2 separate regions of the Homo sapiens genome follow, and region 2 is linked to region 1. A link is an interaction called in ENCODE POLR2A ChIA-PET data of the cell type or tissue named here. Cell type or tissue: IMR-90. All regions are shown on one strand. Links, peaks and the distances in the headings refer to the core of each region. The heading gives the core; the rest is flanking DNA.

Evidence for each region. ChIA-PET counts read pairs that join two places held together with the same protein. Peaks named below come from ENCODE experiments on the same cell type or tissue, not always from the same donor. Only the 100,000 strongest peaks of a DNase experiment are listed, where the experiment ranks them.
Region 2: POLR2A ChIA-PET joins it to region 1 with 13 read pairs; 15 of 35 experiments call an interaction of 5 or more read pairs at or near these places.

Annotation. Positions count from the first base shown.
Region 1 is chr17:47,629,594-47,641,238 of GRCh38, forward strand. It overlaps KPNB1-DT (KPNB1 divergent transcript), which reads right to left. Exons shown (of 4, transcript NR_171700.1): 2 at 6,919-7,008. Among named protein-coding and RNA genes, the nearest start is that of KPNB1-DT, 14 kb to the right of the region's middle. In IMR-90, for the core only: no CTCF peak of the experiment used is centred there; no DNase peak of the experiment used is centred there.
Region 2 is chr17:47,492,808-47,509,381 of GRCh38, forward strand. No RefSeq gene overlaps it. Among named protein-coding and RNA genes, the nearest start is that of NPEPPS, 30 kb to the right of the region's middle. RefSeq lists enhancers at 1-257, 9,211-10,410. In IMR-90, for the core only: a CTCF peak has its summit at 8,012 (motif pointing right); a DNase peak (open chromatin) is centred at 9,615; H3K27ac peaks cover 735 bases.

The DNA of each region.
Region 1 (11,645 bases), core at 1-8,000:
CAAAAAACAAAGTTACATTTTTACTAATCTTGTAACAAATTGCTGATCACCTAAGAACATTTTATCACTAACCCCTATTCATTTAAAATTTTATTTTTCATGAATGTAATACATGTCGTATTCATTTTCCAAAAATTGAAGGAAAAAAAAGTGACTCTCTTCTTACAAACTCCTCTACGTTTTTATACTCTATGCATTTTGAATATTTTTAGTAATGAAGATAGGCTGTGCCTCCTTCACTTGTCTGACCACGTAACCAGTGCCACGTGTTTTCAGTCTTTGCTGTATGAAACTAAATGTGCCATGCTCAGAGCTGCCACCCGTGTCCTAAGTCACGAAGCTAATCACCAAAGACTACTTGTGAACAAAGTAACAGCTGGCAAATGCATACCTTGAGAAGTGTTTCTTCCTTGTTTAGAGTCACTGGTTCATGAATGTTTTCCAGCCTGACTTCCTGATGTTAAATGCCAGTTTTGTGGACTGCACACATTTGAAGAACGTGACTTTAAGTTCCTGGTTCAATTAGTTTAAGTGGCTCATGTAATGAATTCACTCAATGTACTTCCCTCACTGGAGATGTGAACTGCACTATATTTGGAACTAACACTTGCAATCCTATACACTGTTGCCTGGGTGTTGAGCTACAAATTTTGGTTAATATCACCATTAACTAGATTCAGGAAGTTATATGATGATGAATTTCACAAAGATTTTGGTGAAGAGAGATGTGACTGGTTTGAAAAAAAGGGGGGTGAGGGTATTCTTCTCATAGGTTCCCAATGTGCAGGGACTTCAGCTTGCTGACACTGTTGAATGAGGCCATGCGTTCCTCCCACTGGGGCTTGCTTACCTGCTGACACCTGCCACGCCAGCCTGAGCAACTGTGTTGCCCTGACTCCTAGGCTTACCCCTGTTAACTTGGTGACTACACCTCACTGCTTCCAACAAATAAAACAAATGTGCCATCCATCCAGAAATGCCCCAAGTGTGCACTAAACCCAGGAAAGACCTGAGATAGGAATAATCTAGGTAGCTTTAAATGTTCCTGTTCTCTAGGATCCAAACTTAGCCATCCCCACTAAGATGCTGGGCAAACGTTCTCATTGGTACATAAGCATCACAGAAGGCTGGTGAGAAGGGGACCAGCCTTTTCTAGTCATTATCAAATAATACAGCAGCACTGTGCTCCAGCCTCACAGGCTGCTATCTGATGGGACGGGTGTGCATTTTGGCCACTGATCAAAAGACCTTGGTTATCACAAGAACCTTATCAGAAAAGCCCCACAGCATTAAACCTGAGTGCAGTATTCAAGGCAAGGTTCTGATGGATTTGTTCAATGGCTATGGGATTCAGATGGCAGACACTACATAGTTGCAAAAGCTTTTACTGCAGAAGGAAATGCCTATTATACTAGATATTGAGGCTACAGTATCAAATAAGGTAGACTTGGTCTCTGCCCTAATGGAGCTTACAATCTAGCAGCGACAAGAGATATCGAATGAGTAATTTTAAGTGTGCCAACTCTGGAGTGGGAAGTTTAGTGTGCTATACCAGACAGTTCAAAGTAGCCTGAAGGTTCAGGAAAGTCTCCCTGGAGAAATGTTAAACTGAAACATGAAAGATGAGTAGTTGCCAGGCAAAGAGGAGAGAAAAAGTGTTATTAGCAGAAGAAACAGCATGTGCAACGGGCCTGTAGTTAGAAGGAAGCAGACCTATTTAAGAAAGCAAAAGAGGGCTGGGCGCGGTGGCTCACGCCTGTAATCCCAGCACTTTGGGAGGCCGAGTCAGGCAGATCACCTGAGGTCAGGAGTTCGAGACCAGCCTGGCCAACATGGTGAACCCCCGTCTTTACTAAAAATACAAAAAAATTAGACAGGCATGGTGGCGGGCGCCTGTAATCCCAGCTACTCGGGAGGCTGAGGCAGGAGAATCCCTTGTACCTGGGAGATGGAGGTTGCAGTGAGCCGAGGCAGTGCTATTGCACTCCAGCCTGGACAACAAGAGCAAAACTCTGTCTCAAAAAAAAAAGCAAAAGAAATCCAAGATGGGCTGGGTGCAGTAGCTCATACCTGTGATCCCAGCGCTTTGTGAGGCTGAGGTGGGAGGATCGCTTAAGCTCAGGAGTTCAAGACCAACCTAGGTAACATAGTGAGACCCAGTATCTACTTAAAAAAAAAAATTAGCTAGGCGTGGTGGCATGCGCCCATAGTCCCAACTACTTGGGAGACTGAGGTGGGAGGATCGCATGAGCCCAGGAAGTTCAGGTACATGAGATGTGGTCCAGCCACTGCACTCCTCCCTGGGTGACTGAGCAAGACCCTGTCTCAAAAAAAAAAAAAAGAGGATACTCGGCCGAGCACAGTGACTCATACCTGTAATCCCAGCACTTTGGGAGGCCGAGGCGAGCAGATCACCAGGTCAACAGATCGAGACCATCCTAGCCAACATGGTGAAACCCTGTCTCTACTAAAAATATAAAAATTAGCTCAGCATGGTGGTGCACGCCTGTAGTCCCAGCTACTTGGGAGGCTGAGACAGGAGAATTGCTTGAACCCAGGAGGCAGAGGTTGCAGTGAGCTGAGATCGCAGCACTGCACTCCAGCCTGGCGACAGAGTGAGACTCCATTTAAAAAAATAAAATAAAATAAGTCTTATTAGCAGAAGAAACAGCATGGTGCAGTGGCTCACGCCTGTAATCTCAGCACTTTAGGAAGCCAAGGCAGACAGATCACCCAAGGTCAGGAGTTTTGAGACTAGCCTGGCCAAAATGGCAAAACCCCGTCTCTACTAAAAATACAAAAAAATTAGCCAGGCGTGGTGGTGCACATCTGTAATTCCAGCTACTTGAGAGGCTGAAGCACAAGAATCGCTTGAATCCGGGAGGTGGAGGTTGCAGTGAGCCAAGATAGTACAAGAGCGAGACTCTGTCTCAAAAAAAAAAAAAAAAAAAAAAAAAAAAGATACTGGGGAAAAAAAAAGAAACCCAGGAGAACAGAAAGCTCTTGGGAAAGTGGTACAAGAGGGGTCTGGAGAAACAGACTAGAGCCAGGCTGGCAAGAACTTGGGCCTTGTTAAAGATTCAGAACTCGGCCAGGCATGGTGGCTCACATCTGTAATCCCAGCACTTAGGGAGGCAACGGTGGAAGGATCACTTGAGCCCAGGAGTTCAGGACCAGCCTAGGAAACATAGTGTGACTCAATTCTCCAAAAAAAGTAAAAATATTCAGGACTCTAACTAAGGAACAATGGGAGAACATCACATTCCTCACCTGTAAAGTGGGAATAATAACAACAGTTATCTCATAGTTATCAGGGAGCAAAATGAGAATAATACAAATAAAAGGTCTTTTTAAGTTATAAAGCATTATAGGAATACTACTAAGATTATATTATTAGTAATAAGAAGTTGTGCTGCTTTCTTAATAGAACCCAAGAGTTCAAATCTCCTCATAATGGGAATATGAAATACCCTCTAAAACCCTGACCTGCTCCAGGGAACTGATGGAAAGGTCATAAGTTTATTTCAGTTGAAACTTCCAGTGTGAGACTTATGAAGCCTGGGGGTGAATGCAGCTCTTTGGAACAGGATCACACCATTTATGGCAATGTGGATTTCTCAGCTCTACACCAACTCCCTGACACCGCTTTCAGAAAAGATCATTCTGCCTCCTTCTCAAACCCACCAGAGCAGAATCACCAAAGCATTCTTGCCTCTTGATTTTTTTCTTTTTTTTTTGAGACAGAGTCTCACTCTGTCGCACAGGCTGGAGTGCAGTGGTGCGATCTCAGCTCATTGCAACCTCCGCCTTCTGGGTTCAAGCAATTCTCCTGCCTCAGCCTCCCGAGTAGCTGTGACTACGTGCGCATGCCCCCTTGCCTGGCTTATTTTTTCTATTTTTAGTAGAGACGGGGTTTCACTGTGTTAGGATGGTCTCGATCTCCTGACCTTGTGATCCGCCTGCCTCGGCCTCCCAAAGTGCTGGGATTACAGGCGTGAGCCACTGCGTCCGGCCACCTCTTGATTTCTTATAGCCAAAGCTCAAGCCCAGCATCTTTTTTTTTCTTTCTTTTTTTTTTTTTTTCTGACAGTCTCACTCTATCGCCCAGACTGGAGTGCAGTGGTGCGATCTCCGCTCACCGCAACCTCCGCCTCCTGGGTTCAAGCAATTCTTTTGCCTCAGCCTCCTGAGTAGCTGGGACTACAGGCATGCGCCACCATATCCAGCTAATTTTTGTATTTTTAGTAGAGACGGAGTTTCACCATGTTAGCCAGGCTGGTCCTAGCTCAGCTTTTATAGCAGCTGCCATCATTCCAGAAATGTTACACTCTGAGCTGTTCATGGCAAAATCATCATCCCAATTGGTGCCTGCTTTATTACACTTTAGGAGAAATTCCACCTATTTCCAAATATGTGATACTTTATTCTTGCAATGGTTCCGAGTAGTAGGCACAACAAGTAGTCAAATTTCACAGAATGGATGAGAAACCTGGAGTTTACCTCTCCAGACCAGCCCTGACATGTCACCATGGAGAAACATAAGGGCTCATTTTGGGCCATTTCCTCTCTGCCTGCAAAATATGAAACATTACCCAAGTATAGGAGGGCAGAGCTTCTGCCCAGATAGGCATGTGATTTACCATTACCACAACCCTCTTGCTAACTGTGAGTAGAACAAACTAAACACAGTTCTTCCCCAGAGAGGTCACTGACTACTCTAAATGTTCTATAGTACTATACCCCAGAGGTTGCAAACTTGCATTTTTTTTCTTGACCTACACAATGCTTTCAAAGTCTTTTTGAAATTTTATTTACTTATTTATTTTATTTTCTCATGTGGCCAGTGGGTGGGAAGACCAAAAACCCTCAATCTGCTTGAAAATTTCCATTCCAGCTTTAAAAAATCGAGGTATTTTAAATAAAAATCCAGATTACCAGCTTTTCTTGAAAAATCACCATCCAGCACAGCAGCTCATGCCTGTAATCCCAGCATTTTGGGAGGTCAAGGCGGGATGATTCCTTGCTTGAGCCCAGGAGTTCGAGACCAATCTGGGCAACATAGCACAACCTTGTCTCTACAGATAATTTAAAAATTACCCACAGGGTTGGCTGGGCGCGGTGGCTCAGCCTGTAATCCCAGCAATGGGGAGGTGGAGGTGGGTGGATCATCTGAGGTCAGGAGTTTAAGGCCAGCCTGGCCAACATGGTGAAACTCTGTCTCCACTAAAAATACAAAAAATTAGCCAGGAGTGGTAGCGCGCACCTGTAGTCCCAGCTACTTGGGAGGCTGAGGCAGGAGAACTGCTTGAACCCAGGAGGTGGAGGTTGCAGTGAGCCGAGATCATGCCACTGCACTCCAGCCTGGGTGACATAGTGAGAGACTGTTTCAAAAAAAATTAGGCGGGCATGGTGATGTGTGTCTGTGGTACCAGCTACTCAGGCGGCTGAGCTGGTTACATAGCATTCAGTCACTTACACAGCACTGCCACATCCTTGTGATCTGCACTGTGGTTGATGTTTTTATTATCATCTCTTCCACCCTCCCATTTTTCAGAAAAGGACCTGAGTTCCAGAGAGTGCTTTACCCAAGGTCACACAAGTCATCACTGGAAACTCTGTCAAAACCCAGCTGTTCTGAATACTCAGTGATGCATTTACTTTATTTTTTTGAGACAGAGTTTTGCTCTTGTCACCCAGGCTGGAGTGCAACGGCACAACCTCGGCTCACTGCAACCTCCGCCTCCCGGGTTCAAGCGATTCTCCTGTCTCAGCCTCCCAAATAGCTGGGATTACAGGCGCCCACCACCACATCTGGCTCATTTTTGTATTTTTAGTAGAGACGGGGTTTCACCATGTTGGCCTGGCTGTTCTGGAACTCCGCCCGAGACAGGGTCTCTCTTTTTTTTTTTTGAGATGGAGCCTAGCTCTGTCACCCAGGCTGGAATGTGGTGGTGAGATCTCAGCTCACTGCAGCCTCTGCCTCCCAGGTTCAAGAGATTCTCTTGCCTCAGCCTCCTGAGTAGCTGGGACTACGGGCGTGTACCACCATGCCCAGCTAATTTTTGTATTTTTAGTAGAGACAGGGTTTCACCATCTTGGCCAGGCTGGTCTCAAACTCCTGGCCTCAAAGGATCTGCCCACCTCAGCCTCCCAAAATGCTGGGATTACAGGCGTGAGCCACTGCGCCTGGCTTTTTTTTTTTTTTGGAGACAGGGTCTCCCACTGTCATGTAGGCTGGAGTGCAGTGGCACAATACTCACTGCAGCCTCTACCTCTTGGGCTTAACTGATCCTCCCACCTCAGCCTCTGAAGTATCTGGGACTAGAGGTATGAGTCATCATGCCCAGACTAATATTTTAATTCAAACATTTATTAACTTAATGCTTTAATTTACTAATTGAATTTCATTAATTCAATTCCTAGTTAACCAAAAGAAACCCAGGATAGCTGGAACAAAGAGGACTCATGCTGGCTGGAGTGCAGGCAGGACGGCTGGAAAGTAGCCATCTTGGACCATAAAGAGGAAAGCCCATGTTATGCTGGGCTTGGTGGAAATCGACACACTTTGTTTATGCCTCTGGATATATTATTCACCGCTGGGCAATTTAGCCTACTATGATTATGTTTTGTTTCTTTGTTAGTTAAAAAAAATTTCATGGAGTCAATTATACCTAAAAACAAAATTGGGATTTATTTGCTTAGTTTTCTATGTTCCAATCATGAATTTATTCTCCATCATTCACTAAAAGTGTAGATTTTTCCTGTATTCATTTCATCTTATTTCTTGGGTACCTCCCTCCTGGAGGCTTTTGTCCTCTGGCTCCAGCCTTACTGATTGCTCCCTAGGCCTGCTGCCAGGCCAGCTATCACCCTAGGATTTCCCTTCATTATCATCTTGGAGACTTTCTTATTTCTCACCTATACTGGAATATCCTGTTGCCTGGATCACGTCTTCCTGTTTCTTGGTTTATTCTCTTATTCTGGTGCACCACATCCTCCAGTAGTTTCCTGAGAAAGGGTACATGGATAGGAAATAAGATTTCACGTATCTGAAAATATGCTTTATTTTTTATTTTTTTGAGACAGGGTCTCACTCTGTTGCCCATGCTGGAGTGCAGTGGCATGATCATGGCTCACTGCAGCCTCTATCTCCCTGGGCTCAGGTGATCCTCCATGTGCAGCTTCCAAGCAGCTGGGACTCCAAGCACAAACCTTTTTTTTTCTTTTTGTAGAGATAGGGTTTCACCATGTTGCCCAAGCTGCTCTTGAACTCCTGAGGCTCAAGTGATCCATTAGCCTCAGCTTGCCAAAGGCTTGGGATTACAGGCATGAGCCACTATACTTGGCCCTGAAAATATGCTTACTCTACTGAATTCACAATTTAAATAATTTATAAAATTATATATCATAAATCATTGGAAAACATTCCTACATTATCCTTCAGCATGGCTAATAAGAAACATGATGCCATTCTCATCGCTGTTCCTTTGAATGTGACCTGCTTTTTCTATGTTTTAGGATCCTCTATTAACACATTGATCAGAAACTGCATGATAATATGTCTGAATGAACATTTTCATCCATTACATTGTATACTCAGTGGGCCTTTCATTTTGGAAATCTAGGCCATTCAGATCTGAGATGACTTCTTGAATTTTTCCTTTGATGATTGCTTTCTCTCCATTTCTCTATGTTCCATATCATTATAACGCTTCTTTTTTTTTTTGAGACAGAGCCTCACTCTGTCACCCAGGCTGGAGTGTACTGACGCAATCTCGGCTCACTGTGACCTCCGCCTCGGGGGTTCAAGCAATCCTCCTTCCTCAGCTTCCCGAGTAGCTGGGATTACAGGCATGCGCCACCATGCCCGGCTAATTCTTGTATTTTTAGTAGAGATGGGGCTTCACCATGTTGGTCAGGCTGGTATCGAACTCCTGACCTTGTGATCTGCCCACCTCGGCCTCTCAAAGTGCTGGGATTACAGGTGTGAGCCACCATACCCGGCCCTCTGTAATGCTTCTTAATTGAGTATTAGTCTTACTGGGCCACCTTTAGTTTTTAAAAAATTTTTCTGGCTTTTAGGGTTTTTTAAAAAGCTATTTTCTCAATTTTATCTTCCAACTCATTGATTAAAGTTAATGGTTATCATATTTTTTAGATGTTTTATTCTCCAATGTTCTTTTTTAAAAAAAAACCTGTTCTTATTTCATTGATACAACATTGTTATATCTCTGAGAATATGTATCCTCTGTTTAAAGTTTAGATTTTGTTTTGTCCTGTTCTAGGCATCATAGTTGGGATTACAGGCACACACCACCACCCCCAGCTAATTTTTGTATTTTCAATAGATATGGGGTTTCGCCATGTTGTCCAGGCTGGTCTTGAACTCCTTACCTCAGATGATCCACCCCACTTGGACTTCCAAAATGCTGGGATTATAGGTGTGAGCCACTGCACCCGGCCTAGATCAATTTTTTTTTTAATGGGCAAAATATTTAAACAGGTATTTCACAAAATAAGATATATGATGGTCAGTAGACTGGTAAAAAATGTTCGACATCATTGGCCGGGCGCGGTGGCTCAAGCCTGTAATCCCAGCACTTTGGGAGGCCGAGGCGGGCAGATCATGAGGTCAGGAGATCAAGACCATCCTGGCTAACACAGTGAAACCCTGCATCTACTAAAAATACAAAAAATTAGCCGGGCGTGGTGGTGGGCACCTGTAGTCCCAGCTACTAGGGAGGCTGAGGCAGGAGAATGGCGTGAACCCGGGAGGCGGAGCTTGCAGTGAGCCGAGATCATGCCACCGTACTCCAGCCTGGGTGACAGAGTGAGACTCCATCTAAAAAAAAAAAAAAAAATGTTCAACATCATTAGGTCATCATAGAAATGCAAATTTAAACCATAATGAAATACTATGACTAGAATGGCTAAAATTAAAAAGACTGACAATATCAAGTGTTTATGAAAATGTGGAGCAACTAAAACTCTCAAACATCTGTGGTAGAAATGTACAGTAATACAGCAACTTTGGAAAAGAGTTAGGCAGTTTCTTATAAATATATGCGCACCATATGACCTAGCATTTCCACTCCTAGGTGGAAATAAGATAAAAGCACATGTCCAAGCTGGGCACGGTGGCTCATGCCTGTAATCCCAGCACTCTGGGAGGCTGAGGCAGGTGGATCACTTGAGGTCAGGAGTTCAAGACCAGCTGGGCTAACATGGTGAAACCCCGTCTCTGCAAAAAAATACAAAAAAAATTAGCTAGGCATGGTGGCACATGCCTGTAATCCCAACTACTCGGGAGGCTGAGGTTGCAGTGAGCCGAGATCACCCTATTGCACTCCAGCCTGGATGACAGAGTGAGACTTTGTCTCAAAACAAACAAACAAACAGATGTCCACACAAAGACTTACACAAAAACGTTCAAAACAGCATTAATTCATAGTAGCCCCAGACATAATCCAAATGTCCATAAACAGGAGAATGACTAAGCCAATTCTGGCAAATTCCTACATCAGAATATTACTCAGCAAGAAAAAGGAACAAACTATTGATACATGGAACAACTGGATGAATCTCACACTAAGCAAACGACAACAGACACAAAAATAGTACATGTTTTATGATTCTATTTATACAAAAGTCTAAAAAAAGACAAATCTGGCCAGGCGTGGTGGCTCATGTCTGTAATTCCGGCACTTTGGGGAGGCTGAGACAGAAGGATCACTTCAGTCCAGGGTTTGAAACCAGCCTGGGCAATATAGCAAAACCCTGTCTCTACAAAAAACACAAAAATTAGCCGGGTATGGTGGCACATTCCTATAGTTTCAGCTACTCAGGAGGCTGAGGTGGGAGGACTGCTTGACCCAGGAAATGGAGGTTGCAGTGAGTCGAGACTGCATCACTGCACTCCAGCCTGGGTGACAGAGTGAGACCCTGCCTCAAAAAAAAAAAAAAAAGAGACAAATCCAATCTATGATGACAGAGGACAGATTGGTGGTTGCCTGGAGATGGAGGTGGAGGAGGAGAGTCGTTTGGAAGTGACACAAGAACTTTTGGTGGTGATAGAAATGTTCACTATCTTGATTGTGATGGTGATCAGATTAGCATAGAAACCTAAAACCTGCATTTTAAAAAATATATTATACCACAATAAAGGCAATTTAAAAATACACACAATGAGATAACACTATACATCCACCCACTAGAATGTCTAAAACTAAAAAGACAAGACTGACTGGGTGCATTGGCTCACACCTGTATTCCCAGCACCTTGGGAGGCCAAGGTGAGAGGATCACTTGAGCCCAGGAGTTCAAGATCAGCCTGAGCAACACAGTGAGACCCTGTCTCTACAAAAAATAAAATTAGCCAGGAGTGGTGGCATGCACCAGTGGTCCCAGTTACTTGGGGTGTTGAGGTGAGAAGATTGGCTGGGCAGGTTGAGGCTGTAGGTCACTGCACTCCAGGCTGGGCAACACAGCAAAATCCTGTCTCAAACCACTTTGGAAAACAGGTTAGCAGCTCCTTATATAAAAATATAAGCTTAACATATGACCCAGCAACTCTACTCCTAGCTATTTTTCCAAGAAAATTCAAACTTGTCCATCCAATGACTGGCACATAAATATTTATGACAAGTTTATTTATAGTAATCCCAAATGGAAGCAACCCAAATGTCCATCACCAGATGAATGAATAAATGTGTGGTACATCCATGCAATGGAAAACGATGAAAAGGGATGAACTACTGCTATGCATAACAATGTGCTTCATTTCAAAAACACACGGAGCAAAAGAAGCACCAAAGAGTACATATGGCACGATTTTACTTACATAAAATTCTAGAGAACACAAAATAAAATAATGTCCACAAGTAGACTGTGGCTGTAGGATGTAGGAGGTTGATTGCAAAGGAGTGTAAGTCATGGTGCTGGTAAATTGGTTCCCAAAAAAAGAAAGAAAGAAAAAGCCTGGATTTGTGGTACTTACTGTTTTCTGTGGTGTAAATACTCCCACCATGACCAACTTTGAGCTACTAATACGATGTTACTAATGTAGATTTGGGAAGAGATGTACATATTTGGCTCTCCTGAGCTGGTACTAGCTAGCTCCAGCACATTACCACAGAAAGGAACAAAGGTGATCCGATGGTCAGTATCTTGACTGTGGTAGTGGTAGCACAGGTTTATACATCTGTCAAAACTTACCAAACTGTACTCTTAAAATTGGTGCACTTTCTGCATGTAAATTATATTTCAAAAACAGTTATGTTTCAAATAAATATCAGCAACAACCCATATGCCCAATAACAAGGGACTGGTTACATTAGTTTATTGTTTATCCTCTTGATAGACTAGGATGCAGCCATTCAAACTTAGAAAATTTCAGCAACACAGCAACATGCTTTGCTATACTGTATCATGTTTTGTGGCAGAATAGGAAATTTTATTTATTTATTTTTATTTTTTATTTTTTTTGAGATGGAGTTTCACTCTTGTTGCCCAGGCTGGAAGCAATGGCGCAATCTTGGGTCACCACAACCTCCACCTCCCAGGTTCAAGCGATTTTTCTGCCTCAGCCTCCCAAGTAGCTGGGATTACAGGCATGCAACACCATGCCCAGCTAATTTTGTATTTTT
Region 2 (16,574 bases), core at 6,119-14,118, 130 kb before region 1:
TTCCATTAGTTAAAAAAGGAAAAGGAGGCCGGGCGCGGTGGCTCACGCCTGTAATCCCAGCACTTTGGGAGGCCGAGACCGGTGGATCACCTGAAGTCAGGAGTTCGAGACCAGCCTGGCCAAAATGACGAAAATACAAAAATTAGCTGGGCGTGGTGGCACGCGCCTGTAGTCCCAGCTGCTTGTAAGGCTGAGGCAGGAGAATCGCTTGAACCCAGGAGGCAGAGGTTGCAGTGAGCCGAGATCGCGCCACTGACTCCAGCCAGAGCTAGACTCCGTCTAAAAAAAAAAAATTAGTCGTAGGGTGGAACGCACGGTTGTCATGCGCCAGCAAGAGAGCGCCGGGCTTGGTGGCAGGCGGCTGTAGTCTGAGCTACTTGGGAGGCTAAGGCAGGAGACTCCCTCGAACACAGGAGGCGGAGGCTGCAGTGATCCGAGATCCCGCCACTGCACTCCAGCCTCGGTGACAGAGAAAGACTTTGTCTCAAAAAAAAAAAAAGAGATTGACTACTATCTTCTACTATGTTTACTAAAGCAGAAGACACGTGAATTGACAAAAACATTTGTGATTTGTCATTTCGGAAAAGAGTCACAGAGCAATTACGTAATTTACTTAAGGTTAGATAGGTGATAACTGGCAGAACCGAGATTCGAATCTAAGCAGCCTAATTCCAGAACCCATGCAGGTAACTGCTACGTGCTGCTTCATGTTGAGTTGTTAAAGGATTCGTGATGTTGGGATCACCCTGGTAAATTCAGTAGCGTAAACGTTGCTGAAAGGCAGACACTTTCCACACTTAGCCGTTGGTTATTATTCTGCCAATTACAGCTTACAGAGTTCTTATCTACAATATTTTGCAATAAGTTAGGAGCTACAGGCTGTACATACAAGAAATTTCAGGCTGAAGTGGAATTGCTACAAAGGTCGAAGCAAAGTGCTGGGGACTATCAGAGGAACTGAAAGATTGCTTTTGGGTTTGGAGATCACGTGTTGTTGTTGTTGTTTTTGGAGACGGAGTCTCACTCTGTCACCCAGGCTGGAGTGCGGTGGCACAATCTCGGCTCACTGCAACCTCTGCCTCCCAGGTTCAAGCGATTCTCCTGCCTCAGCCTCCAGAGTAACTGGGATTACAGGTGCACGCTGCCATGCCCGGCTAATTTTTTCTAGTTTAGTAGAGACGAGGTTTCACCGTGTTGCCCAGGCTGGTCTCCAACTCCTGAGCTCCGGCAATCCGCCCACCTCGGCCTCCCAAAGTGCAAGGATTACAGGCGTTTTTTAAAGCTTGACTTCGCAGCTATATCGTACATTCTTCTGTGGTAAGTATTTCCCTACAAGTTCCAGCCACAGTATTGAACCTATAGCACGACACATTAATAGTGTCATGAAATTAGTGCTGTATGTATGTGTTGAAGAGTATGTGGGGTCGTGTGGGGTGGCTCACACTTGTAATCCCAGCACTTGGAGAGGCGGAAGTGGGTTAGATCCCTCGAGCCCAGGAGTTCGAGACCAGCCTGCCCAACATGGCAAAACCCTATCTCTACAAAAAATTAAAAAATTAGGCCAGGTGCGGTGGCTCACACCTGTAATCCCTGCACTTTGGGAGGCCGAGGCAGGCGAATCACGAGGTCAGGAGATTGAGACCATCCTGGCTAACATGGTGAAACCCCGTCTCTACTAAAAATACAAAAAAATTAGCCGGGCATGGTGGCAGACGCCTGTAGTCCCAGCTACTCCAGAGGCTGAGACAGGAGAATGGAGTGAACCTGGGAGGCGGAGCTTGCAGTGAGCCGAGATTGTGCCACTGAACTCCAGCCTGAGCGACAGAGCAAGACTCCGTCTCAAAAAAAAAAAAAAAAAAATAGCTGGGCATGGTGGCCCCAGCTACTGGGGAGGCTGAGGTGGGAGGATGGCTTCAGTCCAGGAGGCAGAGGTTGCAGTAAGCCAAGATCCCACCACTGCACTCCAGCCTGGGCAACAGAGCTATTCAGTGCCTATAGAAGCATAGGGAAACAAGAAAAAAGAAAAAAATAGAATATATGTTATTAAGCATTTAAATAAGCTATATCTGATTATTTAACAGACTCCTGTCCATCTACTCTAATCCCTACAAAATAAAACATGATTTTTTTTTTCTCTTGAGACAGTTTCACTCGTCAGCCAGGATGGAATGCAATAGCGCAATCTTGGCTCGCTGCAACCTCCATCTCTCGGGTTCAAGCGATTCTCCTGCCTCAGTCTCCCGAGTAGCTGGGATTACAGGTGCCTGCCACTATGCCTGGCTAATTTTTGTATTTTTAGTAGAGATAGGGTTTCACCACATCGCCAGGCTGATCTCTAATTCCTGACCTCAGGTGATCCATCTGCCTCGGCCTCCCAGAGTTCTGGGATTACAGGCGTGAGCCACCGCGCCTGGCCAAGATTATTGATTAATGCAGAACATTAATATAATTTATCTTAGATTACTTCCTCCACCATTGAGTTTTATGTTAGCCTCACACAGTAGCCAACACATCCCACATCATCTCTGCCCACCCTCTGATCAGTTTCTCAGTTAATACAAACTTGTTCCATATCAGCCTGGATGAAATAATGATAGGGGAGTCAATATCATTTAATTGCTTAGAGATGAGCTATAAGTGAGTTTTGTTGTTGTTTGATGAGCTACTGTTTTGGAAAATTCATATCTTCCTACCTCATCAGCTTCATGGAAAATTGGGAGCTAGCCAGGCACAGTGGCTCACGTGTGTAATCCTAGCACTTTGGGAGGCTGAGGCAGGCAGATCACCTGAGGTCAGGAGCTCAAGACCAGCCTGACCAACATGGAGAAACCCCGTCTCTACTAAAAATACAAAAAATTAGCCGGGCATGGTAGCGGACGCCTGTAATCCCAGCTCCTCGGAAGGCTGAAGCAGGAGAATTGCTTGAACCCGGGAGGTGGAGGTTGCGGTGAGCCGAGATCATGCCATTGCACTCTAGCCTGGGCAACAAGAGCAAAACTCAGTCCCCCCGCCCAAAAAAAAAAAAAAGAGAGAGAGAGAGAAGAAAATTGGGAGCTGTCTGCTAGAGAAGTAACACCAAAAGGATATTTCTTTTCTTTTTTTTTTTTTTTTTTTGAGATGAAGTTTCGCTTTGTTGCCCAGGCTGGCGTACAGTGGGACGATCTTGGCTCACTGCAACGTCGGCCTCCAGGTTCAAGTGATTCTCCTACCTCAGCCTCCGAAGTAGCTGGGATTACAGGTGCCCGCCACCAAGCCTGGCTAATTTTTTCTATTTTTAGTAAAGATGGGGTTTCACCGTGTTGGTCAGGCTGGTGTCGAACTCCTGACCTCAGGTGATCCACCTGCCTCGTCTTCCTAAAGTGCTGGGATTACAGGCATGAGCCACCATACCCAGCCAAAAAGGGTATTTCTTAATCCTACAATCTTCGTAGTTCACATTTCAGAAAAAGCAAGATAAAAAGATCTTGTCACGATGATGGGAGCAAGAGAAGAGAACTCATTGTGCAAGTAGAGGAAGGAATCGATTGTTAGGGGCTCAGTCTTGCAAAGAACACTCTTGCACATAGTAGACACTCCAATATTTATTTATACAATAAGCAGATGTGAAGAATTCCAGTTGAAATATGATGAGGCAGGCCGGGCGCGGTGGCTCATGCCTGTAATCCCAGCACTTTGGGTGGCCAAGGCGGGTGGATCACGAGGTCAGGAGATCGAGACCATCCTGGCTAACACGGAAACCCCATCTCTACTGAAAATACAAAAAATTAGCCGGGCGCGGTGGCAGGCGCCTGTAGTCCCAGCTACTAGGGAGGCTGAGGCAGGAGAATGGCATGAACCCAGGAGGCGGAGCTTGCAGTGAGCGGAGATCTGGCCACTGCGCTCCAGCCTGGGCGACAAAGCGACACTCCATCTCAAAAAAAAAAAAAAAGAAGGAAAGAAATATAATGAGGCAGAAGGAAAAGTTGATTTCCTGTTTTTCCCAGTGAAGTGGGTTACTGGAATCCCTTGTTGTCCTATTGAAATTTCTAAATGGAGCCCGAAGAGGGCTGGGTGTGGTGGCTCACGCCTCTAATCCCAGCACTTTTGGAGGCTGAGGCAGGCGGATTGCTTGAGGCCAGGAGTTCGAGACCAGCCTAGCCAACATGGTGAAACCCCATCTCTACTAAAATTACGAAAATTAGCTGGGCATGGTGGCATGAGCCTGTAGTCCCAGCTTCTTGGGAGGCTGAGGCATGAGAATCATTTGAACCTGGGAGGCAGAGGCTGCAGTGAGCCAAGATTGTGCCACTGCATTCCAGCCTGGGTGACAGAGTGAGACTCTGTCTCAAAAAATAAATAAATAAATGGAGACCAAAGAGAATGAGACTCTTCCTATGTAAGCAGTGGAGCACACACTTACATTTTTTCCCCTCCCAGTGGCAGATGACATCAGAGATGGAAACTTCAGAAATTCTGCGTAGTGACCTACTTTCTAGGAGAAGCACAGCTGATTTGAACCAGGAAAATTCTTCTGGAGATCTGGGAAGAACCCAATTCTAAACAATATGATACTAGAATTGAAGCAAGTACCAGGCTTGCCATGTATTTATATTGTACTTCCCTTCCCTAAAGTGAGACTATGGAGAGCAAAATAAGTGAATTGTCCAAAATAAGGTGCCGTAGAAGAAACAAGGATCCTGACTTTCTAAGAAATATTCTCAACTGAGCTTTAGTTAATTAGTTAGTTAGTTAGAGATGGAGTCTCGCTTTGGCACCCAGGCTGAGGTGCAGTGGTACCATCACAGCTCACTGCTGCCTTAAATTCCTGGGCTCAAGGGATCCTCTTGCTTCAGTCTCCCTAGTAGCTGGGACTACAAGAGCATGCCACCATATCCAGCTTTTTTTTTTTTTTTTTTGTAGAGACAAGGTCTTGCCATTTTGCCCAGGCTAGTCTCAAACTCCTGGGCTCAAGCAATCCTCCCCTCTCAGTATCCCAAAGTGTTGGGATTACAGGCGTGAGCCACCACGCTCGGCTTCAGCTGATCTTTAGCTAGCAATATTATTAGAGCTTGTTTGTCACTCGAGTTGACTGTATATGGCTTTCACATAGTGAAAGTGGTTAAGAATGCTATAGTGCCTGAGTTTACATCTTAGCTTCACCTTTTTTCCTCACCTATGGAAAGGGGGTTATTGGCCGGGCGCGGTGGCTCACGCCTGTAATCCCAGCACTTTGGGAGGCCAAGGCGGGCAGATCACGAGGTCAAGAGATTGAGACTATCCTGGACAACATGGTGAAACCCTGTCTCTACTAAAAAATACAAAAATTAGCTGGGCGTGGTGGTGCATGCCTGTAGCCCCAGCTACTCAGGAGGCTGAGGCAGGAGAATCGCTTGAACCTGGAAGTTGGAGGTTGCAGTGAGCTGAGATCGTGCCACTGCACTCCAGCCTGGGCGACAGAGCGAGACTCCGTCTCAAAAAAAAAAGAAAAAGTTGGGGGCTGGGCGCAGTGGCTCACACCTGTAATCCCAGCACTTTGGGAGGCTGAGGTGGGTGGGTCACGAGGTCAAGAGTTCAAGAACAGCCTGGCCAACATGGTGAAACCCCATCTCTACTAAGAATACAAAAATTAGCCAGCTGTGGTGGCATGTGCCTGTAGTCCCAGCTACTCGGGAGGTTGAGGCAGGAGAATCTCTTGAACCTAGGAGGCGGGGGTTGCAGTGAGCCGAGATCGCACCATTGCACTCCAGTCTGGGCGACCGAGCAAGACTCTGTATCAAAGGAAAAAAAAAAGTAAGAAAGGAAGGGGGTTATTAAGTAGAATTTAAGTAGAATCGTTATTAACTCATAAAGTGAATTCATATATGGTCCCACTCTGGTTAGTTATAATTACTGCTTCCAAGCCCCATCATAGCCCTGAAAGGGATATAAGGAGCCTAGCAGAAACCTGGAAAGTGTAACTGCTCTTTGTGCTGGACACAGATAACATCCCTGCCCCCAGAGTCCACCCCAGTGCAGCGTGCCTAAAGCAGGAGAGTTCCTGTTGGATGGATGAACAAGAAGTCCACAGGAAGCCCTGAGCGTTAGCTCTCTTCCCCTAGAGAGCAGTTCTCGCCTTTGCTGAAGCTAAGACCACTGAAATGCAGGTAGCTTCCAAGCCCAAAAGTCATTCCTTATTCCTGTGCTGAAGGTCTTTCTTCTCTTAGCTGCTGTTCTTTCCCATCTATCCTTCCACTCACCCCTGCTGCTGGGGACAAATCCTTTTCCTTTACCTCTTTCTGCTTGCTTGCCCTAGATTCCTTATTCTAAAGACAGGTTTCAGAAGAGATGTTGCTTGCTCACCTTGGCTGAGCCAGAAAAGAAGCCCATGCATCCCATTGCTCAAGCTAGGTCTAGAATTAATCCCTCACCTCTTCTTGCTCCACTTTCACCCCAGATGGCTAAATCAAGCAATAATCCTAAAAGGGAATTTCAGGCTATTTTCAACTCCCCACATCCCCCACCTCCCACACCACGTTTAGGGAGGAGAGAGCAAAGCCCTTGGATCAGAGTAATCTGTTTCTAACCCACTTCCATTCCCAGGGATTACCTCTCCAGGGGGAGGGAGACAGAAATAAACCTAACAATTTAGTGCTAGAAACTTGGGAAAGAAGCTCCAGGAGTGCCTTGGAGGGCTGTAGGCATGGGGTTCCAGTAGCCTGGGAACTTCTTCTCATATGCTGGAGTACCCTGTAAAAGGGTCCACAAACTTGAAAAGCAATGCCTAGTGTGGCAAGAATAGGCACTCTATAAATGTGCCTATTGGATGAAAGAATGAAAAATGTATGGATTGTGGGCAGATGAAGGCAGAAACAATTTCCTTGTTATACCTACAACCTTTATGTCCTTGTATGCACACCAATTTATGGCTAAAATCAGTCAACCACAAATAAGGAAGTGCGATAGAGTGGAAACACCTCTGGATTGGGAGACAGGAGATATGGATTCTAGTACCACCATTGCCGACATTGATTTGCTCTTTGGCCTTTGGCAAATCGCTTTGCCCAAAGTCACTTTGTTCTCTGATCACTAATTTTCTCCATTAAAAAAAAAAAAGTCTCAGCCGGGCACAGTGGCTCACACCTGTAATCCCAGCACTTTGGGAGGCCAAGGCGGGTGGATCACGAGGTCAGGAGTTTGAGACCAGCCTGGCAAAGATAGTGAAACCCCATCTCTACTAAAAATACAGCTGGGCGTGGTGGCATGTGCCTATAGTCCCAGCTACTCAGGAGGCTGAGGCAGGAGAATCACTTGAACCCGGCAGGTGGAGGTTGCAGTGAGCCGAGATCATGCCACTGCACTCCAACCTGGGCAACAGAGCGATACTCCGTCTCAAAAAAAGTCTCCCTCTAGAGCCCTAAAGGCCTCCAGTCCTGTGTTATGTATATTGAGCCCCTATTAATAATGTACAAAGGCCTAAGCTCATTTATATACTGACAGTGACTCATTTTGGGGGTCCCTTGTGAACCAAGTGCTTGGCACACATTTTCTCTAGTCTGTATTCCTTCCTCTACCCTGCATGACCCTGCTATACAAAAATCTACCTTCCGGGCAGGCACGGTGGCTCACGTCTGTAATTCCAGCACTTTGGGAGGCCGAGGCAGGTGGATTGCCTGAGCTCAGGAGTTCAAGACCAGCCTGGGCAACATGATGAAACCGTATCTCTACTAAAATACAAAAAATTAGCCGGGTATGGCGGCGTGCATCTGTAGTCCCAGCTATTTGAAAGGTTGAGGCAGGAGAATTGCTTGAACCTGGGAGGCGGAGGTTGCAGTGAGCCAAGATCGTGCCATTGCACTCCAGCCTGGGCAACAGAGCAAGACTCCATCTCAAAAAAAAAAAAACAACAAAAAAAGTCTATCTTCCAGCTGACCATTCTTTTGGGATGCTCTCCTGTGGCTGGGTGAAGGCTTCCTTCTCAGCTCTTTGGGATTGGAAACAGGGAAGCTGTGCGAATGCAGAAAACTTCCACTAGAGGGTACCAAGGCTGCACCGGATCTCAGACTGCAGGGAGGCCTGTGTAAACCCAATTCCTGGATGTTTAAATACCTATGTTGAGAGATTCAGGGATCTCCATTAATTCCTCACTACCAGTGGGAGGTGGGCGAGAGATAAAAAACTACATATTGGGTACAGTGTACACTACTTGAGTGACTGGTGTATTAAAATCGCAGACTTTACCACTATACAAATCATCCATGTAACCAAAACCACTTGTACCCCAAAAGCTATTGAAATAAAAAAAATTAATTTTAAAAAATTGCTCAGCCGGGTGCGGTGGCTCACGCCTGTAATCCCAGCACTTTGGGAGGCCAAGGCGGGCGGATCACGAGGTCAGGAGATTGAGACCATCCTGGCTAACGTGGTGAATCCCCGTCTCTACTAAAAATACAAAAACAAAAAATTAGCCGGGCGTGGTCGCGGGCGCCTGTAGTCCCAGCTACTCGGGAGGCTGAGGCGAGAGAATGGCGTGAACCCAGGAGGCGGAGCTTGCAGTGAGCCGAAATCGCGCTGCTGCACTCCAGCCTGGGCGACAGAGCGAGACTCCATCTCAAAAAAGGCTTTTTTTTTTTTTTGAGAACGGAGTTTCACTCTTGTTGCCCAGGCTAGTGTGCAATGGCTCGATCTCGGCTCACCGCAACCTCGGCCTCCCAGGTTCAAGCAATTCTCTTTCCTCAGCCTCCCGAGTAGCTGAGATTACAGGCATGCACCACTACGCCCGGCTAATTTTGTATTTTTAGTAGAGACGGGGTTTCCCCATGTTGAGTCTGGTCTCGAACTCCTGACCTCAGGTGATCCGCCTGCCTCAACCTCCCAAAGTTCTAGGATTACAGGTGTGAGCCACCGCGCCCGGCCCCTTGAAAAGCTTTTAAGAAGTCTCTACTATTTGGACATCATTTTGCTTTCTTCATTTTGATTACTTCAAATCAAAGAAAGCTTGGCATAATGAAATTCGTGGGGGCTCTGGCAACTGATGTAGATCTTGCTCCACTATTTCCAAACTTTATTAGCCAATTACTTAAGTCATCTGCATTTCAGTGCAAACCCATCTGTGGAATGGAGATAATTTCACAGATGGGTACACTGAAATGCAGAGAACTTACCTCATAGAGGAGTTGTGAACGTAAGTAAAATCATATATGGAAACAGGTAACTTGGTAGATTGTAGGTGCCTAAAACCGTTTTTGCACTGGCCTATTATAAACTGGGAATTGAGATGTTGAGGAGAGAAAGATGGATTTGCAGGCACTGAATACCTCCAAACAAGAGACGTGACCTTTTGTCATTTTGCTCTTAAGGCTTGCAGGTTTCCAGGCTAGCGCTGCAGGGCACACCCCAGCCTTATCCTTCAGCTGTGTTCTGTCATCTGCAACAGCCCAGCCATGTGGTTCTGCCCTTTTCCCATCCTGATTTCTCTGGAGGTGAGTTTAGTTTCTACTTCCTACTCGCCTCCTGGATGAAAAGTCTCATGTATGGTGTTTTGCCCTGTGCTTTCTGAAGTGTCACATCTCCACCTAGCTCTGCTCTGCCTTTTTCCTCTCATCTCTCCAACAGTCACTTCTGGGGTGGAATGTGCCATCTGTTTCTGAAACTGAGCAGAAGTTTGGGAAAGGGGGAGGGACAGCCATGTCCAGGGCTTGCGTGTCAGCAGACACGTTACAGCTGCTGCAGGGCAAACCAGGGTGAAACCACAAGCCAGAGGACCCAGGGCAGGCAGCCGTGAGGCCCGCCCCTCGGCTTCTCTCTCATCTGTCTCACCCAGAGGTTTCCTGGCAGGAGTGGGAGAGGTTGGTATCGAGTCCTTGAGCCCTGACTCATTCCCTGACCTAGTTGGGTGTTACCCAGTTATCTCCTAAATCTCTCTCCAGGGCCCTCTGTTAGCAACACAACAGTATCATCCTAGACAGAAGACGCAGGAGGAAAGCAGACTACCTATTTATCTCATTCCCTTCTGAGGGTCCCAACAACAACCAGGAGGTTTACAGGTTACATTGCTTATAAAATGACCAAAATCATCCCATAGAGCTACACTAAGAGATTGGCTACTTTCCAGATTTCTCTATAGAAACAATCATGCTTAACTTTCTCAAAAAAAAGAATAAAATCATTATTTTATTTTACTTGGGCAGGGGAAGGGACTGAAACACTGAACCAGGAAGTGACTGGTGATTATCACACAGTGAATCAGGGGCCTAACTAGGGACATAACTCAGGTTTCCTAACCCCACCCCAAATTCCATTCTTTCCCTCAGCTTAGTTACTTATGGACTACAGTAATGTCCTGGGCTTTCTGGACTTTACCAAAGTTCTTGTAATTGTCAAATTCCTGAGGGTTGGATAGGAAGCTGATTCTGTGATGCTTCTGGGCTTCACATGTATCTCTTTCACAGTTTGTCCTGTAGAAAACGTGAGATATATATTTGTTGCCTCCTGGACGGGTTGCCAAAAACACTTTAGATGTTATTCTTAGATTCAAAGAAGACCAATGTGATCCTAAGGTTAGATCTCAGAGACAGAATATTCCATTTTTAAATCATTTGTTGCTGTTCAAGATCCTCATATCTTTATGAGTCACTGTACCAGTAGATGCTGAAAATTATTTTCTTACCCTCCCTTTATTCAGAGGTCCCCATCTGGGCTGGGTGTGGTGGCTCGCACCTGTAATCCCAGGGCTTTGGGAGGCTAAGGCAGGTGGATTGCTTGAGGCCAGGAGTTCGAGACCGGCCTGGCCAAAATGGTGAAACCCTGTCTTTACTAAAAATACAAAAATTAGCCAGGCATGGTGGCAAACGCCTGTAATTCCAGCTACTCGGGAAGCTGAAGCATGAGAATCACTTGAATTTGGGAGTTGGAGGTTGCAGTAAACCGAGATTGTGCCACTGCACTCTGTGTAACAGAGACTCTGTCTCAAAAAAAAGATCCCAGTCTCAGCTGGGCACGGTGGCTCACGCCTATGATCCCAGCACTTTGGGAGTCTGAGGCGGGCAGATCACCTAAGGTCGGGAGTTTGAGACCAGCCTGACCAACATGGTGAAACCCAGTCTCTACTAAAAGTACAAAAATTAGCCGTGTTTGGTGGCCGGCACCTGTAATCCCAGCTACACGGGAGGCTGAGGCAGGTGAATTGCTTGAAGATGAGAGGCAGAGGTTGCAGTGAGCCGAGATCGCGCCACCGCACTCCAGCCTGGGCGACAGAGCGAGACTCCATCTCAAAAAAAAAAAAAAAAGGTCCCAGTCTCTCCTTAACTAGGGTCATGCTTCTAAAGACATTAGCTGGTTTCCAAGAAAGCAGATTTTAGCTTTATCTGTTGGCAGAGAAAACAGAGTCATTGCACACAGGCCAGAACATTCTTTCTGCCAGAGCTCCCCATCTGGAAGAAAAGAGAAAGAGTTTCAGAGTTTCCATAAGGGCTGCCTAAAGGGGAGGAAGAGAGAGGGAGCCATAGGGAGGGAAGAAGAACGTTACAGGGCTGCAATCCCAAGCCTAATAGTCTGAAAAGAAAATCAGATACTGCAGGCCTGAAAACCTGGGTCAGCATTGCCACACCTCTCCCCTCTACCTAACCCTTAGTCGGGATTTCTTTTGTTCTTCACTCTTTGATTTTTCACATGTACGTATCTATCCTACCTGTCTCACCTCAAAATTTTCTTTCCATTATTTGTTCTTTATGTAGCTCCCCTCCAAATTTGTGCTCTCCCTATAGATGATTAATAGAGGTTTGAGGTTCCAAGACTAGGTCTTTTTTGGGGTTTTTTTGAGATGGACTTTCGCTCCGTCACCCAGGCTGGAGTGCAGTGGCGTGATCTTGGCTCACTGCAACCTCCGCCTCCTGGGTTCATGCAATTCTCCTGCCTCAGCCTCCCGAGTAGCTGGGATTACAGACGCATTACCATGCCCAGCTAATTTTTGTATTTTTAATAGAGGTAATTGTATATTTTTAATAGACGCGGGGTTTCAGCATGTTGGTCAGGCTGCTCTCAAACTCCTGACCTCAAGTGATCCACCCACCTTGGCCTCCCATAGTGCTGGGATTACAGGTGTGAACCGCCGCACCCAGCCCCAAGACTACTTCTAATACTTTTTGTTTTGTTTTGTTTTAGAGAGATTCTTGCTATATTTCCCAGGCTGGTCTCATATTCCTGGCGTTCAAAAGATCTTCCTACCTCAGCCTCCTGAGTAGCTGGAACTACAGGTACTCACCACCGTGCCCAGCTCCCAGCTACCTAATTTTTTTTTGTTTTTTTTGAGACAGGGTCTTGCTCTGTTTCCCAGGCTGAAGTGCAGTGGCACAATCATAGCACCGTCTCACTGCAGCCTTGACTTCGAGCTCAAGCAATTCTCCTGCCTCATCCTCCCAAGTAGCTGGAACCCCAGGCACATGCCACCATGCCCAGCTAATCTTTTATTATTTGTAGAGGCAGGGTCTCACCAGGTTGTCCAGGCAGGCCCAACTACTTTTTAATACTTCTCAGAAAAATAGGATCATAGAGTTAGAAGGAACTTTCTCATAACCTGTGATTCTCAGAAGGAGTTTGGTGGGTCCAAGGAGCCCCTGAAATTGAATGTCAATTTTAGTACACGTATGCATCTTTCTGGCAAGAAGGCCCATAGCTTCCATTGGGTTCTCAAAGGGTTCCATGATCATACCTTCCATTCAAATCCCTGCTGTGGACCATACAGTTCAGTGTTTTTCAGAATAAGGCTGGGAACCCAAGTTAATTTTGGAATCTAGGTCATGACTTACATTTAAAAAAATGAATATAGAATAGAAAATATCATCGTGCATCACACATAGTAAAGACATTAATTTTTTATTAACTAATAATATTTGATTCAAAATTTTTATTTATAACTTTTTGATGTTACATATATATAAAATCAAAATATCGAACCTCATTCATTTAATGAATTTTTCGTTGAGTATTTGCCATGTAGCAGATATTGCTGAAATCACTGGGGAATATAAAAATGAAAGAGAAATGTTTCTGGTCCACAAGCAGCTTATATTTGGTAGGAAAGAGAAAAATACACCAAAAATAACAAAAGAACCATAACAGCCACTACAGAAGTAAGCACAAGGTACAAGGTGGTGCAGAGGACAGCATGAAAGACCGTTTTGAGAATTCAGGTGGGGCCACACTGGAGTTGAGTCACACTTAAAATGAGCAGGAATTTGCAGGGAGAAATAAAATTCTAGCCAAGGGGCTGGGCATGGTGGCTTGCGCCTGTAATCCCAGCACTTTGGGGGGCCGAGGTGGGCGGATCACGAGGTCAAGAGATCAAGACCACCCTGGCCAACATGTGAAACCTCATCTCTACTAAAAATAGAAAAGTTAGCAGGGCATGGTGGTGTGTGCCTGTAATCCCGGCTACTTGGGAGGCTGAGGCAGGAGAATTGCTTGAACCCGGGAGGCGGAGGTTGCAGTGAGCAGAGATTGTGCCATTGCACTCCAGCCTGAGCAACAGGGTGAGACTCTGTCTCAAAAAATAAATAAATTAATTAATTAAATAAATAAAAATAAAAATCTGGCCAGGTGCGGTGGCTTACTCCTGTAATCCCAGCACTTTGGGAAGCCAAGGTGGGCGGATCATGGGGTCAAGAGATCGAGACCATCCTGGCCAACATGGTGAAACCTCGTCTCTACTAAAAATACAAAAATTAGTGGGGCGTGGTGGCATGCACCTGTAGTCCCAGCTACTCACGAGGCTAAGGCAGGAGCATCTCTTGAACCCGGGAGGCAGAGGTTGCAGGGAGCCGAGATCGCGCCACTGCACTCCAGCCTAGCGACACAGCGAGATTCCGTCTCAAAAAAAATAAAAAACATATAAAAATAAATAAATAAATATTCTAGGCAAAGGGATTGACATGCATGAAGACACGGCAGTGTAAAACAACTTGGGAACTTGGGATGGCCAGGGTGCCCTAAGTGGTCTGGTATGTTGTCCCTGTACTGTGGGGTCCAGTTGGCCGGGGTGCAAATGCAGGCTGGATCATGGAGAGTCTCCCACTGAATGCGGAATATTTTAAATATCCCCAACACACTGTCACCCAGCTCTGCCTGGGCTCTCTCAGACAAAGAACCTAGATCTTTGTAAGGTACTTAATTCTGTTTCTGAGCATCCGATTGTGACAAATTCCTTCCTATATTGATGTAACATTTGCTTCCCTCTTTCACCCAGTGATTCTGGTTTGCCCTCTGCAGCATTAAAAAATAAGTCTACATCCTCTTCTATTAGGTTGAACCAAATGAAATTGCTATTTTTATAGATCAAAACAGTTGAACATTGACAGTTTTATATTGTCAGCCTTATTATACCTGTTTGAGGACATTAGTCTTCTCTTCCCCATCAATAATATCTCCAAACTCCATCAAATTCTTTCTCACCTGGTAAAGTTATGAGATCTTTTTCAAATATGATCTCATATTTAGGCATATTCTAGTTCCTCAATATTTTTCTTTCTTTTTAATGTTTGATTTTTGTTTGTTTGTTTTGAGATAGGGAGTCTCACTCTGTCGCCCAGGCTGGAGTGCACTGGTGCAATCTCGGCTCACTGCAACCTCTGCCTCCTGGATTCAAGTGATTCTCCTGCTTCAGCCTCTCGAATAGCTGGGATTACAGGCGCCAGACCCAGCTAATTTTTGTACTTTTAGTAGAGACGGGTTTCAGCACACTGGTCAGGCTGGTCTCGAACTCCTGACCCCAAGCGATCCACCCGCCTTAACCTCCCAAAGTACTGGGATTACAGGTGTGAGCCACCACACCTGGCCTGTTTTTTTTTTTAGATGGTGTCTCGTTATGTCACCCAGCCTGGAGTGGCGCAATCTCGGCTTACTGCAATCTCCGCTTTTTGGGTTCAAGCGATTCTTGTGCCTCAGCCTCTCGAGTAGCTCGGATTACAGGTGTGTGCCACCGTGCCCAGCTAAATTTTGTAGTTTTAGTAGAGATGGGGTTTCGCCATGTTGGCTAGGCTGGTCTCCAACTCCTGACCTCAGGTGATCCGCCCACCTCAACCTCTCAAAGTGCTGGGATTATAGGCGTGAGCCACCACACTCAGCCCTCAATATCTTTCTTAATATGGGACAGTCAGAACCAGTCAGTTTAAAATGCAGGGAGACTATTCTCTCTCTGGATCTGACAGTGTGTCTTTTCATGAAACTCTGACTGCATTGGGTTTCGTGAGACCTGAACCTTTTTCACACAAGATACTGTCACACCAGTCCTACTCCTACCTGTGCAATTAATTTTTTTTTTTTTTTTAGTAGAGATGGGGTTTCTCCATGTTGGTCAGGCTGGTCTCGAACTCCCGACCTCAAGTGTGCCCACCTCGGCCTCCCAAAGTGCTGGGATTACAGGCGTGAGCCACCATGCCCAGCCCATTTAGTTTTTTTTTTTTTTTTAAATCAACTGCGCCGGGCGCAGTAACTCACATCTGTAATCCCAGCACTTTGGGAGGCCGAGGTGGGCAGATCACCTGAGGTTGGGAGTTTGAGACCCGCCTGACCAACATGGTGAAACCTGGTCTCTACTAAAAATACAAAAAGCAGCTGGGTGTGGTGGCGCCCGCCTGTAATCCCAGCTACTTAGGAGGCTGAGGCAGGAGAATCGCTTGAACCCAGGAGGTGGAGGTTGCAGTGAGCTGAGATCGTGCCACTGCATTCCAGCCTGGGCGACAGAGCAAGACTCTGTCTCAAAAAAAAAAAAAAAGAAAAGAAAAGAAAAAGAAATACAAACCTCAGCCAGGTACAGTGGTTTACATCTGTAATCCCACTACTTTGAGAGGCCGAGGCAGGTGTATCACCTGAGGTCCGGAGTTCAAGACCAGCCTGGCCAACATGGGGGAAACCCCATCTCTACTAAAAACACAAAAATTAGGCCAGGTGTGGTGGCTCACGCTTGTAATCCCAGCACTTTGGAAGGCCGAGGTGGGTGGATCACCTGAAGTCAGGAGTTCAAGACCAGCCTGGCCAACATGGCAAAACCCTGTCTCCACTGAAAAAAATACAAAAATTAGCTAGGCATGGTGGCAGGTGCCTGTAATCCCAGCTACTCGGGAAGGCTGAGGCAGGAGAATCGCTTCAACCCCAGAGGTGAGGTTGCAGTGAGCCAAGATCACACCACTGCACTTCAGCCTGGGCGACAGAGCAACAGTCCATCTCGGAAAAAAAAAAAAAAAAAAAAGAGCTGGGCACGGTGGCTCACGTCTGTAATTTCAGCACTTTGGGACACCAAGGTGGGCTGATCCCAAGGTCAATAGGTAGAGACCATCCTGGCCAACATGGTGAAACCCCATCTCTACTAAAAATACAAAAAAAGTAGCTGGGCATGGTGGTGTGTGCCTGTAATCCTAGCTACTCAGGAGGCAGAGGCAGGAGAATTGCTTGAACCCGAGGGGCAGAGGTTGCAGTGAGCCAAGATCACGCTACTGCTCTCCAGCCTGGGTGATAGAGCAAGACTCCATCTCAAAAAATAAAATAAGGGGCTGGGCGCAGTGACTCACGCCTGTAATCCCAGCACTTTGGGAGGCCAAGGTGGGTGGATCACCTTAGGTCAGGAG